2 separate regions of the Homo sapiens genome follow, and region 2 is linked to region 1. Evidence: chromatin contacts called from ENCODE Hi-C or POLR2A ChIA-PET data. All regions are on one chromosome and are shown on one strand. Each heading gives the region's core, a stretch centred on a gene start or an enhancer-like site at or near the end of the contact. The rest is flanking DNA. Distances are from core to core; before and after follow the strand shown. Region 1 overlaps TRAPPC12 (trafficking protein particle complex subunit 12). Region 2 overlaps EIPR1 (EARP complex and GARP complex interacting protein 1).

Region 1 (3,291 bases), core at 463-2,962:
TTGGTGGGAGGTAGTCAATGAGCAAAACCAACACCAGCAACTGTGCTTTTTGCTGGGCTGTGCGGACTGTGTAAGGGACATGGGGCAGTAGGGATGGTACTGGTAACAGGAGCAAGGACATTTGTTTGGGGCCAACCTCTACACCTTTGTAGATCTTAGTGTTCTAATCTACAAAGCGGGCATTTTGGACTATGTTAGTTTTTCAAATTTTTAAATAGTAAAATTCATCCTCCTTTCCCCCCACCCCCCCAAAAAAAGACATCTCAAGAGAGACTTCTACATAAAGTAGACCCTGCTGAAATGCTCTGCCTGACACTGGCCCTACCAAGTCACCTCCGCAGGCCATGCCCAGTCACCCCAAGGTCCCTCCCTGGAACCCGAGGGTTCTCAGAATCACAGTTTGAAAATGTGCTGGATTCGATTTTCATTCCTTTCAAATCCTTCCTTTCCTTTTCTGTCATTGCAGAGGAAGAAATGTTCCATCTTTCTCCAGACTAATCTTCTTGTGGTTTCATCTCCTCACTCTTTGCGCCCCCTCCCCCGTAACCGCCCCCCACTCTATCCTTTTGTATGAGCTCCTTCTCTATTTCTTTAAACCCAACATTCTGACGCTACTTCTTTATCAAAAGAGTAGCTTACCGACTGGGGGTTCTCTTATCTATTCATTCCCTCATCCCTTTATTTACTCAAGAAGACGCCGTGTACCCATTCTGTGCCTGACCGTGCTGGGTCCTCAGATGCACTGGTGAACAAGACACGCTTCCTGACTGTCACGGTGTTTATTACAGATTTTTAATTTTTGTAGGTTGGCTCTGTCTCCCCCAAGTTACAGCATTTGTTATTGACACTGATGACATGTCACCTCCCAGTTCATGCATATAATGAAGTCAGGATAAAATCCAAGTAACTAAGGCTGCTTTGCCAATGTTCGGTACTTTCTCAAAAACAGGCTTTTTGGGCAAAACTCCAAAAAAAGATTTTTTTGGGAAAAAGATCAGGGATCAAAGGAAGTTAAAAATCAAGATCGAGAAGAATATAAGAAACTGACTTTTGAGTAAAATGGGGAGGATTCTATATTTTTTCCTTTAGGCTCTCTTAGGAAGCAAGAGATCTGCTGACAATAGAACACTAGAAAGTAGAAAGTCAAAGAGAAGTTTAAAATCAGAAGAGAGGGACTAGAAAATCCAGGAACCCAGGGCACGATGTCCCTGCGCGACCTCACAGCAGAGTACAGCCCCCACCCATGCTTCGGAAAGGCCCTCACACAACCGCGATCTGGGTCATCACAGCCGGGAGCCAGGCCCCAGGCAAAGGGGTTCCAGGTGGCCCGGTCAGCGTAGCAGGCAGTCCCCAATCCATACTGAACCCAGGAAAGCTTCTAAAGTGTCACAGAAGTCACAAGACCACACATAATAAGGATTTGTCTGAATTCAAGAGAACTAGTCAATTAAGGAAAAAATTTTGTTACTTTGTTAAATGCTCCTGTTAAAGATCAAGAAATCACTCCTCTCCTGGCTCAGGATTTCAGCCTCACAAACATCAGTCATTTCTGGCAGAATGGGGACAGGCTATACCTCACTTTCAAATACAGAGGCAGAGGTGATGTAACAAAAAAGGAACTGGGATTATTTTCTTCTGAACTTCACTGTAGTCTTCTTGCAAGTAAGTGATTTACATATTACTGTTTTCACACAAAAGACAGTTGCCTCTGAGCTGGGACTGAGCCACGCGCTACTCCAAAATAAACTTTAAAACATTCTCATTTTCTGTTTTAGTTCACAGGCTAACCTTCACCTGTCATTTCAATGGGCTGCAAAGTTTAATCCTCCAGAAATTTCTAAACTTCTCAACTATTATATCTTTAGGAACTAAAGTTTGCTTAAAATAGGTGAAATCTGGTCGGGTGCGGTGGCTCACGCCTATAATCCCAGCACTCTGGGAGGGTGAGGCAGGCGGATCACCTGAGGTCAGGAGTTCAAGACCAGCCTGGCCATGGTGAAACCCTGTCTCTACTAAAAATACAAAAAATTAGCCGGGTGTGGTGGTGCACGCCTGTAATCCCAGCTACTCGGGAAGCTGAGGCAGGAGAATCACTTGAACCCGGGAGGTGGAGGTTGCAGTGAGCTGAGATCACGCCATTGCACTCCAGCCTGGGCAACAAGAGTGAAACTCCATCTCAAAAAAAAAAAAAAAAAAATTGGTGAAATCTGAAGCCCGGTGCAGAAGAATTAGTAACAATTGAGAAAAACAAGATGGGGAACTATTAGAAAAATAAGTAAATTAGGAAATTCCATTCTCTTTTTTGAAAGTTGAAAGGTGAATACATGTCCTCCAGATTGTTCACCCAAATGGAGAGTGTCTGGACCATGTGCCGCTGAAATACAGTCAGGATAAGGGCGCATTTCAACATGAGTTTCAGACAGCCGGTGGGACTTATTCCCAAAATCAAGGACCTCACTCTCCAAACCCCTTCAAGAAAGTGTGCCCACTAACTTGACTGCATGCAGGCATGGGAGCATGGCTTTGCTAAGTCCACTCTAGGCAACCGTGTGGATGAGCTAGCAGAGCAATTCCACAGCCCCCTAAGGAGACAACACTGGGGAGCTGAGATTCGGTGTGAGATGGGGCTCTCATTTCAGAGTACTTACCCCATGGCTACCATAGGATTCCTGAAGGAAACATACGCGACAAACTTCCAATATCTTCTCCTTAATCTAGAAAAGCTACCCAACGCAATTACAGCTGTCTTTAAGATTATAAATTCATTGGAAACAAATCAACCTGTACAGCAATGGTGATCCAGTACTAATGTTTTTTTATTTTTATTTTTTTGAGACGGAGTCTCGCTCTGTAGCCGAGGCTGGAGTGGCAGTGGTGTGATCTCGGCTCACTGCAACCTCCACCTCCCGGGTCCCAGTTCAAGCGATTCTCCTGCCTCAGCCTCCTGAGTATCTGGGATTACAGGAACGCACCACCATGCCCAGCTAATTTTTGTATTTTTAGTAGAGATGGGGTTCACCATGTTGGCCAGGCTGGTCTTGAACTCCTGACCTTGTGATCTGCCCGCCTTGGCCTCCCAAAGTGCTGGGATTACAGGTGTGAGCCACTGCGCCCAGCCATGAATTTTAAAAACCTACTTATAGAATTCATGACAAAGCTTAAAAATGTTCAGAAATTCACCCATTCAATAATAAACTTTCTACACAAAATGCAGAAAATGCAATATATTTAAAAAATGAACACAAATCATTTATCTCTATTATATATGATGAAGCAAACTCAATCAAAGTA
Region 2 (3,592 bases), core at 1-2,500, 150 kb after region 1:
CACCTTGTGCAGACACTGTATGCAAAGACAGGCCACATGGGTGTGTGTCATGGGGAACTGATTATTAGATTGTAATGTTAAATTGCATCATACCTACATAGACTTATGAAAATAGTTGTTGAAGGTGGGGTGCAGTGGCTCACACCTGTAATCCCAGCACTTTGGGAGGCCAAGGTGGGTGGATCACCTGAGGTCAGGAGTTCGAGACCAGCCTGGCCAACATGGTGAAACCCCATCTCTGCTAAAAATACAAAAATTAGCCGTGTGTGGTGGCACGTGCCTGTAGTCCCAGCTATTTGGGCAGCTGAGGCAGAAGAATCACTTGAATCTGGGAGGCGGAGGTTGCAGTGAGCTGAGATCAGGCTACTGCACTCCAGCCTGGGTGAGAGAGACTCCGTCTAAAAAAAAAAAAAAAGAAAGTAAGAAAGTAATTGTTGATATTAAACAGGCAAATTCAACTATCCTCAGATCTACCTTGGAATGCCATTTGCTCTGATTTTGCCTCTGTTGTTCAAAGTATTGCTTGAATTCCATTTTGTTATCCAATATATTATTGCATATTCTTTTTTCTCTTAAGCTTTTTATTTTGAGGTTGTACATTCACATATAGTTATAGGAGTAACAGAGAGATCCCGTGTATCCTTCAGCCAGTTTTCCCCAATAGTAACACTGCATAACTATGGTACTGTATCACAAACAGGAAACTGGCATTGATACAGCCCACTGAACTTACACAGATTCCTCCTGTTTATATGCATTCGTGTGTGAACATTGACATCTGTGCCATTTATTGTGTGTGTGGGTTCGTGTAGCCACCACCAGAGTCAAGACACAGAACAACTCCAACCCTGGGTCCCTTGTGCTATGTTATATTTATAACCACAGCCACCTCCCTTCCGCCTCCAAGGCCTTAGCCCCTGGCCACCCCGAATCTGTACTCTATCTCTGTATTGTTATTTGGAGAAGGTTCTATAAATGGAATCACCCACAGTGTAACCTTTAATAACTGATGTTCTTTACTCGGCTTGATTCCCTGGAGGTTGAGTTGCTGCTTCATTTTCAAGTTTGGGTTCCAGCCACCATGCGTGCTGGTCAGTGGCTGGTTCCTCTTTGCTGCGGCGGGATATCCCATGGCATGACGCACCACGGTTTGTTAAGCACTTGCCTGTTGAAGCTCATCTGGGTTTTTCCTTGTTTTTGGCGATTATGACTACAGTTGCGGTAAGTATTAATGAACAGGTTTTTGTATGAACAGGAAGTTTTATTTCTCTCGGCTCAGTTAGTTTTGTGTGGAGCTGCTGCACGTGTGATGCCATGACAGAGCGTGAGGGCTCCTCCTCTCTGCGTCCTCCCCAGCATTTGGTGTCATCATGCGTGTTCTTTTAAGTGTCTTCCATGGTGTGAAAGTGTTATGATTAGATAGGGAATTTGATTTGGGGGAACGTCGGTCTGGTGAATACGGCACAGGTGAAGGCTGCCCTTTGGGGTCAGGCTCCAGGTGCTTGGTGGTGGTTTTGTTTGCCTCCTTTTGGCATATAATTGGCACCAAGAACAGCTCCAGGAGATGTTTACTGCACAAAGCTTCTGGCCACCTGGGAGTGCCCGAGAATGCCACACGGTTCCCCACACTCACGTCGCTACCACTCCAGCTGCCATCACGCCTGCCATGGGTGCTCCCTGCAGACTAGAGGCATGCCCCACACCGCAGGAAATGGTGTTAGGGGCTCCTGTCCTCCTGGCCATTTCAGCTTTTGCCTGTCTGGAGCAATCTGATGTCCTAATTTCCATCACCCCTCCTGTGTCTGTCTCAGCACTCCAACAAGCAGAGGCTGAACAGGGCACCCCACCAGTCGCCTTTAGCTCCTGCTAGTGGGAACAGCGAAGGCTAAGGAAGGAACTTATAGAGCCTTATGACCCAGTGTGCCCCCCAGAACACTAATCAGACATGCTCCAGAGCCAGGCAGCCTATGGAAGCAGACAGAGACTAGCTGGGAAGTACTGAGTCCGGTTTCTCGTCCTCACCCACTCCTCGGGAGCAGTAGGGTCTTTAGGAAGTCACTCATTTCTCTAGCTCAAACCTTCATCCCTGAAACGGCGATGACGTTGCTCAGCTGATGGTTGTGTGGCAGGGCCTCTACATGGTGTCCACCAAGAGTCCAGTTCTGTAAAATATTTGAAGAGATTTATTCTGAGCTGAATATGAGTGACCACGGCCCTCAGGGGGTCCTGGGAACATGTGCCCAAGGTGGTCGGGGCGCAGCTTGGTTTTATACGTTTTAGGGAGTCATGAGACATCAATCAAATACATTTAAGAAATACATGGGTTTGGTCCAGAAAGGGGGGACAACTCGAAGCAGGAGGCTTCCAGACTGTAGGTAAATTTAAACATTTTCTGGTTAACAATTGGTTGAATTTGTCTAAAGACCTGAGATCAACTGAAAGGGATGCCTGGGTTAGGAAAAAGGACCGTGGAGACTCAAGTTCTTATTGCAGAGGAAACTTCAGGTGGCAGCTTCCGAGAGAACAGGCTATAAAATGTTTCCTATCAGACTTAAAGCCTGTGTCGATGTTGATGCCAGAGAGGTAGAATGAGGCACGTCCGATCCCCACTTCCCATCATGGCCTAAAACAGCCTTTGAGGTTAAATTTTAAAAGAGCCCTGGCTAGGGAGAAAGTCCGTTCAGATGGGTGGGGTTCTTAGAGTTTTTTATTTCTGATTTACAGTGGAAATGTGTCCCTTACTATATTTGCTAAGGAAGATCCTAAAAACAAGGCAGTGCCGGGGTTCCTGTAAGGGCCCCTCAGGTCCCCGCCAGCCCTGGTGCTCTGCAGCTCTGCCCGGCAGGGATGGAGCCCCTGAGCTGGCCTTAGAGGACCTGCCCCATCACCAGCCCCACTTAGACGCTCCTGTCTCAGCCTCGCCTGGTTAACCCTTCCCTCTCAAGTCACCATGCTCTGCCCCACCCTGTGATTTCTTGCCATTTTGCCCAATTTTTTGTTTTTGTTTTTGTTTTGGAGATGGAATCGCCCTCTGTCACCCAGGCTGGAGTGCAGTGGCATGATTTCAGCTCACTGCAACCTCTGTCTCCCGGGTTCAAGCAATTCTCTTGCCTCAGCCTCCTGAGTAGCTGGGATTACAGGCACCCACCACCACGCCTGGCTAATTTTTGTATTTTTAGTAGAGACGGGGTTTTGCCATATTGGCCAGGCTGGTCTTGAACTCCTGACCTCAGGTGATCCGCCCACCTCAGCCTCCGAAAGTGCTGAGATTACAGGTGTGAGCTGTTGCACGTGGCCCGTTTTGCCGTTTTATCTTCGTAGGAGTTGCCGCTGCTCAGTACTCCCGTCTCTGTTCTCACTCACGTGTGGTGTTCTCTGTGGACGCTGAGCCTCTGCAGAAGCTGCTGACTTTGTCAGGTCCGAGGCTGTGTCCTCAGCACCAAGGACAGCACAGGGCGGACACTCCGCGTATTTGAGTGAGAAAATGAATGCTTTGCAACAACCATATCGTATTGAACCGTTCTGTGAACGAGGCCCCTTTGCTAGGGCTTTGCATGCATTACCTCACTCATGCAAATCCTGTAAAGTAGGG

The links. Hi-C counts contacts between places; a loop is a spot of excess contacts on that map. ChIA-PET counts read pairs that join two places held with the same protein, here RNA polymerase II (POLR2A). Pooled maps may share reads with other maps.
Region 2: a pooled map shows a loop between it and region 1 (3-fold over the local background). The contact joins two enhancer-like sites. A Hi-C loop is called at or near these places in 2 of 50 pooled maps. POLR2A ChIA-PET finds 5 or more read pairs at or near these places in 2 of 52 experiments (activated B cell and activated CD4-positive, alpha-beta T cell).

Annotation. Positions count from the first base shown.
Region 1 is chr2:3,402,137-3,405,427 of GRCh38, reverse strand. All of the region lies in intron 3 of TRAPPC12 (trafficking protein particle complex subunit 12), which reads right to left. Among named protein-coding and RNA genes, the nearest start is that of TRAPPC12, 24 kb to the right of the region's middle. Within about 2 kb of position 1,712, at least 2 of the 41 ENCODE cell types and tissues checked have a DNase peak (open chromatin) inside an H3K27ac peak, as active enhancers do.
Region 2 is chr2:3,252,014-3,255,605 of GRCh38, reverse strand. The region is part of intron 4 of EIPR1 (EARP complex and GARP complex interacting protein 1); the gene reads left to right. Among named protein-coding and RNA genes, the nearest start is that of EIPR1, 120 kb to the left of the region's middle. RefSeq lists enhancers at 938-1,067, 1,078-1,127 and a silencer at 3,214-3,508. Within about 2 kb of position 1,250, at least 3 of the 41 ENCODE cell types and tissues checked have a DNase peak (open chromatin) inside an H3K27ac peak, as active enhancers do.